Regions from separate parts of the Homo sapiens genome. Here region 1 is linked to region 2. Evidence: chromatin contacts called from ENCODE Hi-C or POLR2A ChIA-PET data. All regions are on one chromosome and are shown on one strand. The core of a region is the stretch at or near the end of the contact, and the rest is flanking DNA. Distances in the headings are between cores, read along the strand shown.

Region 1 (5,168 bases), core at 342-2,841, 98 kb after region 2:
ATCTGGCCTCCCCACACTGCAGTACAAATCATGGCTGCATCTTGGCACCACTAGGAATGAGGTTGCAATGTTAATGGGTCCCTGGAGCAGACTGACTTGTTGAGTGGTCACCAAAATTCAGGTCTTCCAAGTTTTCAGACTCTCCAAGGGAGAGTCTCACATTGTCCTCACTTTTTCCTGATTATAATGAGTGGCCAGGGACAGCCAGTGGGGCCACCTCACTCCTTATGATCCAGACATGACTCAAGTTTCTACCTGAAAGCTGCCTGGGTTTTGCAAGGACACACCACCATTCTTCAAGGTATTTAAATACCTCCAGGTGGGTCAGTCTGGTTATATTTGCCTTCACTTTGATGTTTCCACGAGCTGGGGCTTTTTTGTTTTTGTTGCTCTCCTGGAGTCCTGAATGGCCCTTACGAGGCATTCTTTCCAAGCTGACACATCAAAGCAACTCCTCCTGGTATCAAGAACTTTCTCCAACTGCGTGTCCTAGGGGCGAACACATCAGCACCAGAGGGATCTGAAAAACCAGTCTTGTCCACCTTTTGGAGCTACTCTCTCTTTTGAAGAGAGGACCTCCTAGGCCAAACCTAGATAACCAGGATTTCTGAATTCCTGAGCTTGGCCCTGACAATGTACGGACGAAATTACTCATTTCCAGGTGCCAAGAGGGCCGATCACCACAAGCAGACAACACCCGTCTCTACCACAGGCGTTTATTATCTTTTGTCTTTGGGTTATTTCAGATCACTGTGAAAGGAGGGAAGGTAGCAATGAAATCTTTTGGAAATTACACATATAATGCATGAATTAACCTCTCTTAGCTTCAATTTCCTTGCCAGCCAAGGAGGGGGCGGGGATAATAACACCCACCTTGCAGAGTTGGTGTGAAGAGTTACAAGAGATGATAGCAAACATCTGGTACGACACCTGCAGCCTGCATCAGTGCTCCTTAATCAGTAACTATTTTGACCGTGTAAAATGCATACAGTCATCTGAGCATTAAGACTTTGCAAATTCAGAGAGTGGTCCACAGACCAGCACCCTCGGCATCACCAGCCGCTTGTTAGAAAGGCAATTTTCTCAGCCATCCCAACCTGCTGAATCAGAACCTGCATTTTAATGGCATTCCCCAGGTGACCTAGTAACGCACTACAGTTTGAGAACCCTTGATTTAAGGGACAGGAATTTTACCTTTGAATTTGGCGGTGATGGCATTTCTCTTGGCAACAAACAGACAGTTAGTGAGTCCATCAATCAAGTTAAGGCAATATTTACCTAACACAGCGTGCTCCTGGGCCCGAGGCTCACCTTGCTCACCTGCTCTGCTCACCTGCCTCCCGCAGTCACCTGCTCAGTGGCCAAGACTCCGGGGAGATTGCAGGCTCCTTGTTTACCAGGCAAGCACAGATAAGGTTTCTCACAGCCCCACCTGAGCTCCTGTGCCAAGGTAAACTTGCTGTCCAGAATGGCTCCCTGACTGGAAAATGTGTCAGTCTATTTATTTCTCACTCCCACTGGAAAAAAGGTGGGGTGGGGGAGTGACTGGTCATGATGTCATTCTTTCCACGGAACTTCTCAAAGGCATTGCATTTCTCGGTGACTTCCAGGCGCTGCCTGTGTGTCTGCACAGTACGGAGCACAACTGGCCAAGAACGGAGTTTCTCTTCCTTCTCTCACCATGCTGCCCCTCCTCCACCTCCTGCTGGGCCTTTTATTCCCTGTGGGCCTTGCAGGCAGCCCTAAAAAGGAACCTGGAAGCCATGAGGTGTGGGAAAGTTTTCTTGACATTTCTCCCAGAGGTGAACTGCAGAGAAGTGGGAAAAAGGGTGAAGTGATCTTTCTAAAAGCCATACAAAGAATCAACGGCAGTTGCATTCATCAAAATTCTTGCTTACATTTCTCTGGAGAAAAGCTAAGATTTTCTCATTGGGTTTCTGTCCCCAGATTGATGGGAAATGCTAGCAGACAGCACTGGAGGAAATCTGGGCTCACCCAGAAATCTGGGCTTAATCAATGATTTCTGCCATTCATCCTTTTTACCAGGAGGCTCCTACAGCTCCACATTGCTTCCATCCCAAGTCAGAGGCACTTTCTGAAAACACAAAAGTTAATAAATTAAGAGAGGGGCCTTGCGCAGGCCAGTACAGAGAATTTTCGTGAACGAAGAGATAGAAAGCCAGTCCAATTTAAAAGTATTACAATGTTTTTGATAATATTTCAACATGTAGATAAAATCAGAGACTGATACAGTGAATAGGAGTGGACCCATTTTCCAGCTCTATTCTCCAGGGTAGACTTGTAGTAACAAACAACCCCCAAACCTCAGCGGCTGACAGCACTCATCTCCCTCCCATCCTCCCATCCTCCTAGGGTTGCCTGGGGGTGTCATGCTTGCTCAGGGACTGGGGAGGACAGAAGCTTTGTCTCTGGGCTGCCATGTTGGCCAAAGTTTTTGTGCATTGGCTCAAGAGGCCAGAAACACAAGTCAATTCCAGTCACATTTCATTGGCCAAGGCAAATCTCTAGGCTGCTCCTGATTCAAAATGGGTGAGGACATAGAATCCTACTATGGGCCTGGCAGGCAGAGAGCCAGAAATATTTGGTGGGTAGCGCTAATGATGGCCACATCAGCTTTAGCAAATATTAACACATTGCCTTATTTGCTTCATGTCTTTTTACTTCAAAGAAAGTAAATATCAGCGATACAATTGAGTTCCTCTCTGTACACCTCCCTCATCCCATTTTCTTCCCTCATTTCCCAGAGCTAAGCACTGTTTTGAGATCAGTGTTAATCATCTTCACATGTGTTTTTATACTTTTACTATTTTTACTACATTTTTTATGTATCACAGACATTGCAAAGGATTATTATGCCAGCTTTTAAATTTTATATAGTGTATAATCATATCTGTAGTATCACTATCTTCTGCAATATTCATTTCTCCCTTAGCATTACAATTGTGAGATTTTTATCTATGCTGACACATACTGTGTTGTATTCCATTGTATAACTCTAATACAATTTAATTATTCTCTTGTGGATGGACATTTAAGCTGTTTCCAGTACTGCAGTGAATATCTTAATACATGTCTTCTTGACTATATGCCTAGGAGTGGAATTTCTGGACATGATCATCTTCATTAGTTGTTGCCAAATTGCTCTCTGGAGTACTTGGATCAACTTACAGTTCCACTAGCAGTGAATGAGACTCCATGATTTAACATCTTTCCCAACACTTGGCATTGACATACACTTTTGCTATCTGGTGGGTGTGAATGGTATCTCATTGTTGTTTGGATTTGTACTTCTTTAATAGTGAAAGTAAGCATCTTTTTATATTTTTATTGACCTGGAGTTTTTCTGTGAATTGATAGTTTTGTCCATTTTCCCCCATATGTTGTCTTTTTCTTATTAATTAGAGATATCGCTTTGCATATTGTATTCATTGCAAATATTATCTTCCAGTCTATGGCTTGGTTTTCACTTTGTTCTCATGGCCTTTGTTGTACAAAAGTGAGTTTTAATGTACTAGTCCACATTACCACTTTTAAAATTAAACTTACCCCAAGTTTCTATTTTCAGTGTTTTTAAATGAACTCTTCATCTTAAAGTCACAAAGAATTACAAAGAATTTTTCTATGTCTTCATCTTCTGTTTTAAAGTTGTGCTTTTTTTTTTAAGTTTTTAAGTTTTAAAGTTGTGCTTTTTTTTTTTTTTAAGATCACCCAGGAATGATCTGATGTAGAAATCTACTATTTTCCATATGGATAAAGGTTGCTCCTAGCACTCATTTATCAGATAGAATACCCTTTCCCCACTGGCGTGTAACATCATCTCTGCCCCATCTTCTTTCCAAACATGGGCAGGCCAGTGACTGGGCCCTTTATTCTGCTCCCTTACTTATCCTTGTGCGCAGACTATATTGTCTTCTTTTCTAAATATTTTGATAATAAATCTTGATATCTGGTAGGGCAAGTTCTTCCACCTTGTACTTTTTCAAAATTGTTTCTCAGTTATTCTTGGCCCTTTGTGCTTCCAAGGGAATTTTGAGATCAGATTGTCTAGTTCAAAACAAAGCAGAACAAAACCAAACACAATCCAAACCCAACCAAAAAAAAAAAAAAAAAAAAGCTGTGTTAGACTTCAGCTGAAATTGTATAATTGATTTGGGAACAATTGACATCTTTATTATTTTACATCTTCCTTTTTATTTGTTTCCTTTTATCTGGCGTGTTCTCATGCTTTCCAAGCCCTCCATAAGATCCTGAATTTCGTCCTCTTCTTCCCTCTCTAACTCTTCTTACTTTGACCCAAACATGACTGACTTTCTATTTCCTGTTTTGGCTTCAGTATCTTTCCTTACTATACCATCCATCTCTTTCAAAAGTCTCCTAATTCTTTTAACTCTTTTCAGATGTGCAAAAGGTGAAGCCCAGACGCATGTCATAATGATAGGAGGGGAAGGGAGTTCTGGCAGCCTCCTGTGAGGAGATAGGAAGGCGTAATTCCACATGGGGGGTGCACAATAATCTCTCTGAGCTTCAGGATGTAGTATGTGCAGTGGTTAACAGCCCAGCCTGCTCGGTTTGAATTCCAGCTCTATCGTTTACCAACTCTGATCTTGGGTAAATTATATAACCTCAGCATGCCTCAGTTTTCCCTTCTGTAATGCAGGGATGAAAATGTTAATTCTCTCACTGTGTAACTGTGGAAAATAAATGAGCTAAAGTATGTAAAGTACTGGCCGGGCACGGTGGCTCACACCTGTAATCCCAGCACTTTGGGAGGCCGAGGCAGGTGAATCACAAGGCCTGGAGCTCGAGACCAGCCTGGCCAACATGGTAAAACCCCATCTCTACTAAAAATTCAAAAAATTAGTCAGGCATGGTGGGGAGTGCCTGTAATCCCAGCTACTTGGGAGGCTGAGGCAAGAGAATCGCTTGAACCCGGGAGATACAGGTTGCAGTGAGCCGAGATCGTGCCACTGTACTCCAGCCCAGGCGACAGTGTGAGACTGTGTCTCAAAAAAAAAAAAAAAAAAAAGTTCGTAAAGTACTTGGGACAATGCCTGGCACATTGTAGGTGTCTCATATGTGTTAACTATGATTGTCATTACTGAGATACCTAAGGCACACTGGAAATATGGTTAGTTTGAATGTTCAAC
Region 2 (5,372 bases), core at 863-3,362:
ATGACTAGGAGTAGCCTTTCCAGAAGGAAGTGCAAGTGTTCCTCAAACATTTCACCAGCCCATGACATCACCTCTGGCCTTTTCTCCGTGTTGGCTGCTTAGAAATCAAGTTGACTAACTGTTGGTGCCTAGAAGGCTATGTGTGCTATGAGGGATCACAAGGCGGGTGCCTCAAGATCCCAGCTTTTGAGAAATTTGCAATGTGCTTGCGGAGATAAGCTATAAACAGGTGAATAGTGAAATGACAGCAGATGTAAATGACGGTTCAGGACATCCCAGCATAGCACAGGATGAGGACCAAATGGACCGTAGTTGCTGTGGAAAGGACACTAGGCTGGGAGACAGGGCTCTGCTCCTGGGACCCCTGACATCTTGCTCTGTTACCTGAGTAATCGTTGACCTCTCTGAGCCTCAATGTCCAAGTCTGTGAAATGAGGGGCTGGCCTGGACCCCTACCTCCCTGTATTCACCCCTCTGGGTCCCCCACTCTTCTTGTTCTATCGATACATCTGGGCCTGGATGCTCACTCCCTACCTCGCCTCTGCTTTTCCTGTTCTGTGGGCTCTGAATATCTGCTCCATAAGTTCATGGCTGGGGCAGGGCTTGTTATGGAAGACCATGACAGGATCAGTGGCAGGACATGTGGTGTGGCCTTTCATCGTACCTCAACCTCTCTACACCAGAACATTCACAGTGGAAATAGGGAAGAGAAAGGGGTCCTGGGGTGAGGGGTGGACACCATATGGGCTGAGAGACTCGGGGTTAGGAGAGTTGAGGACAGGGTCTGCTGAGTGAGTGTGCAGGCCCAGGGCCCAGATTCACTGGGTAAGACACTCAGAGAGCAAGAACAAAAGCACTTTTATTTTGGGGAAATTACTCTCAGAAAAACACTCTGAACTTGAAAACAGCTTGAAACAGCTATCCTCATTTATTTTACAAGAAATGAGTGTTCAAATTCTGGCACTTCACTGTGGGACATTGGAGGTCTGTGAGCAGCGGTGGTGGCTGACTTTTCAGCACAGCTTCCTTGGTGCAGGTCTTCTGGGATGCTTGGACCACATTCCTTATTAATGAAAATCCTATCTATCCATCAGGAAGTTTCAGGCTGCAAGGCCCATAATATCTTACTACTGGTAATGGGTTACGGCATACTGACATTTACTATCATGCTTAACAAGTCTGGAAGCAAGCATTGGTTACAATTGTTTAGTGGCTCATTGATTTCAGCAGGGTATGGACTGCTTCTGTCCTTTCTCTCTTCTACCCTTATGGGAACAAGATGGTGGCCACAGTTCCAAGCACCAACTCGTCACATGAGACACCATGAGCAGAAGTAGGCAGGGGTCAAAGGTCACTTCCCTTCACATCTCTCTTTGATCAGAAGGAATATCTTTCCCAAGCAGAATTCCTTCATGTTTCATTGGCCAGAATGGGACCAGACGCCAACCTTAGACCAATCACTGGCAAAAGCAATTGCTTTGTTGATGTAGATCATGTATTCTTAATGAGGGTGATGTCACCCTCAAGGGGGTGAAAATTGGTTCTTGGGGGCAAAAAAAAAAATCATACTGTGCCAAGTATGGTGGCCCACACCTGTAATCCCAGCCCTTTGGGAGGCTGAGGCAGGCAGATCACCTGAGGTCAGGAGTTCAAGATCAGCCTGGCCAACATGGTGAAACCATGTCTCTACTAAAAATACAAAAATTAGCCAGGCATGGTGGCACGCAGCTGTAATCCCAGCTTCTAGGGAGGCTGAGGCAGGAGAATTTCTTGAGCCTAGGAGGTGGAGGTTGCAGTGAGCCAAGATCATGTCACTGCACTCCAGCTTGGGGGACGCGAGTGAAACTCCATTTCAAAAAAAAATCACATTTTTTATGTATAAAGTACAGATATGCATAAAGTACATAAACATACAGTGTATCTGAAGTATTAAATTTTCATGGGAGGAAGCAATCAGGAAAACATATCTAAAAAGGCTCCTTAAGGGGACGGACTGAGTTAAATCAATTATGATTCATTGCTGGCACCTGGGGACTTTTCTTTTGGCCAGGAAGTCTGGGGAATGATGGCCAAACAGGCAGCAACAATATCTGCCACATCCTGCCTAGAAAGAAACATGCTTTGTGTGAAAATCTGGGTATGTGTGTAGGTGTGAGACTTCAAAGTGTGCTTGATTAAAACGTGTCATCACTGACCTGCTTTCAAAGATGGGTGGGCTGGCCAACTGCATGGTTCAATCTGGGCACAAGCTGAGGACCAGAGGTGAATTTCTGGGGACAAAAATGGGAATTGACAAGGGGCTATAGGAGAAAGAATAAAGGCATCTAGAGGAGATTTGTATTATATAAGGTTGGTTGTGCGGTGAATGACTGTGTTAAGTGACTCAAGTTATTTCTCCCCCTTTGGCTGAGGCTCTAGGTCATCAGCACTACTCCAGTGAACCCTGACCATGCTGCTTAGTGAAAAAGCTGCAGGGATCCATCTTTTTGAGTAGATGGCTAACTCCTGCCAATGTGAGGGATTCAGGGGCACAAGGATGTCTTGCCTTCTTCCATGCCTGAGTCCATCCTGAAATCCTCACACCTTCTTTTTCCTCCGATGGTTTAGTCCTTCTCTTCCATTTATTATACCACTGTGTTTCCAATTCCCATCCTGCTTAATACAACCGGTATTCACCCCTCAGGAGAAGTTGTTTAGCTAACTAAGCATTCTTTGTTGGTAGTTGGGTGAGCTGAGGCAAATGCACTGTTGACCTGGAGTCACTGTGGGATTTCCCACGGTTCTGTATCCACAACCACTTTCACACCCTCTGCTTTGGTTTTCCTGGAGTCTTGTCTTACAGACCTTAAATGCTGCCTGGGTGTTTGCTTTTTTTTTTGGCCTCTCTGGGCTCCTGGGAGGTAGGGACAGGTAGTCTCATACAACCATAGGAACCTGATTTCTGAAGGAGGACAAAGGGATGATGATCTCCTCTGGTACTGGAAACCTGGTGGACCTAAGTTAGTGCTCCCTGCCAGAGATGGATTATAAGTATCCTCACTCCTTGACCTGGTCCCCACAGCCCACATTTACGACTCCTCTGGCTAATTGCACTAAAAATCAAAAGCAGTTATCTCCAGGGAATGGGTGTGTAGGTGATGTTCACTCTCCTCTTCATGCCTTTCTATAGATCAGTGGTTCTCAGCCCTGGCTGTATGATTACATCACCTAGGCAGCTTTTAAGTCAATATTGCTGCCCAGGTAGCCGCCCAGGTCAATGAAATCAGAATCTGTGGAGATGGGACCCAGGTTTCAGGGTTTTTGTAAACTCCTGTGTGACTGTGATGTGCCACCAGCATAGAGAGGCTGTAGGCTGTGTGTGTGTGTATGTGTGTGTGTGTGTGTGTGTGTGTATGGGTGTATTTTTCTCACAGTGAGTATACACTTTTTTTTTTTTTTTTTTTGGTAGAAATAGGGTCTCACTTTGTTGCCCAGGTTGGTTTCAAATTCCTGGCTTCAAGCAATCCTTCCATCTCAGCCTCCCAAAGTGCTGGAATTAAAGGCATGAGCCACCATGCCTGGCCTATTTTTAAGACCTTAAAAGAAAATATAGCAATTCTCAATCTGAAGAGAAAAATTAACCCTATTTCTGTTCAATTCTTTAAAAAATAATTAGCCCCTCTTATTTTTCTGAAACTTGAAAAAAATTTACTAGAAAGGAAAACAGTACATGTGGTGAGAAAGTTTACATTTTAAGGGCTGAGCATGATGAGAAATCAAGTAAGAAATGAAAACAGGCCAGGCGCGGTGGCTCACACCTGTAATCCCAGCACTTTGGGAGGCTGAGACGGGTGGATCATGAGGTCAGGAGATCGAGACCATCCTGGCTAACACGGTGAAACCCCGTCTCTACTAAAGATACATAAAAAATTAGCCGGGCGTGGTGGCAGGCGCCTGTAGTCCCAGCTACTCAGGAGGCTGAGGCAGGAGAATGGCGTGAACCCGGGAGGCGGAGCTTGCAGTGAGCTGAGATCGCGCCACTGCACTCCAGCCTGGGCGAAAGAGTGAGACTTCGTCTCAAAAAAAAAAAAGAGAAAAAAAAAAGAAATGAAAACAAAGTCAAGTCATAATTTTAAATGAATATAATTTATATTTCATTTCTTTAGTGAAGTAACTGTTTTCATGGCATTGTGTTTGTTTGTTTTGTTTTGTTTTGTTTGTTTTGTTTTTTGAGATGGAGTCTTGCTCTGTCGCCCAGGCTGGAGTGCAGTGGCGCGATCTCAGTTCACCGCAACCTCCGCCTCCCAGGTTCAAGCAATTTTCCTGCCTCAGCCTCCCATGCAGCTGGGACCACAGGAACCCACCACCACACACAGCTAATTTTTGTATTTTTAGTAGAGACAGGGTTTCACCATGTTGTCCAGGCTGGTCTTGAACTCCTGACCTCAGGTGATCCACCAGTCTCAGCCTCCCAAAGTGCTGGGATTACAGGCATGACCCACTGCACCTTGCCTGTTTTCATGGCATTTTTGTAAGGAGAAAATGATGGAAAAGAAATTTGAAATGAGTAACAAATCAATTGAATATACAGTTTCTGGTGGGTGCTGACATATGTCCTTGCCATGTACTGATCTTTAAATAGTTTTTTTATTTCTGCACCAACCCATGTGATAGTTGTTTCTGGTGAAAGCTGAGATTATTGTAACTGCATGTTTTGTACCAGATGTGGTTGTAAAAGTAGTGGTTGCTTGGACTGAGGTCATTCAAAGAAGAAAATAGAAAAGTAGAGGGTAAGGAAACATGACTGAAAATAGGTCCCTATGGTGTCATGCTCCTGTGTGCCCTTCCACTTTCCTTGGCTGAGGCCTGTCCTTGGAAGCAGCTGTTGCGAATAGGTAACTTGGACAAGTCAATCAAGGGCTCCCCTACCCAGCTCACTAAGAGCAGACATGGTAATGGTCTTCTTGGTTTGGGACTCACTGTCCCTGGAGGCTGAGGCCATGAGGCTCTAACCCTAGGAAGAGTTGGCAAAGCCCTGAGCCTATGAGCCTCTCAGGGCAGCAGGTGGGTGATTTACAGGGGAGGAGTCCAACCAAGCTTTCCAGTAAGATCAACCTGTGGCTTGATTCAGGACAGCTATGTGTTGGTGACCAACACGACAGTCATAGGTAGGTCTTCATTTCTCTAAAACTTGCTTTTTAATGTTATCATGGGAGGCTGTATTAAAAAAGAACTTACCTAAAAATTGTTTTAAAGATAACAGAGTGAAAAATAATACCTGGCTGTATCAAGGCCCTATCTGGGCCGAGTGTTGCTATATCATATGCAAAGTAGCCCAACAGCTTATGTGCTGAAATGTCAAACATAATTATACAGTGACCTAATTTCACAGT

What was found. A loop is a pair of places that touch in the nucleus more often than their neighbours do. ChIA-PET counts read pairs that join two places held with the same protein, here RNA polymerase II (POLR2A). Pooled maps may share reads with other maps.
Region 1: a loop to region 2 is called in a pooled map, with 1.9 times the contacts of the local background. The contact joins two enhancer-like sites. A Hi-C loop is called at or near these places in 1 of 168 maps with a recorded cell type or tissue (cardiac septum), 1 of 37 single-sample maps with no recorded cell type and 7 of 50 pooled maps. POLR2A ChIA-PET finds 5 or more read pairs at or near these places in 9 of 52 experiments (A673, AG04450, CD8-positive, alpha-beta T cell and 6 more).

The regions. Positions count from the first base shown.
Region 1 is chr2:30,214,259-30,219,426 of GRCh38, reverse strand. No RefSeq gene overlaps it. Among named protein-coding and RNA genes, the nearest start is that of LBH, 15 kb to the left of the region's middle. RefSeq lists an enhancer at 287-1,486. Within about 2 kb of position 1,591, at least 11 of the 41 ENCODE cell types and tissues checked have a DNase peak (open chromatin) inside an H3K27ac peak, as active enhancers do.
Region 2 is chr2:30,312,596-30,317,967 of GRCh38, reverse strand. No RefSeq gene overlaps it. Among named protein-coding and RNA genes, the nearest start is that of LINC01936, 31 kb to the left of the region's middle. Within about 2 kb of position 2,112, at least 3 of the 41 ENCODE cell types and tissues checked have a DNase peak (open chromatin) inside an H3K27ac peak, as active enhancers do.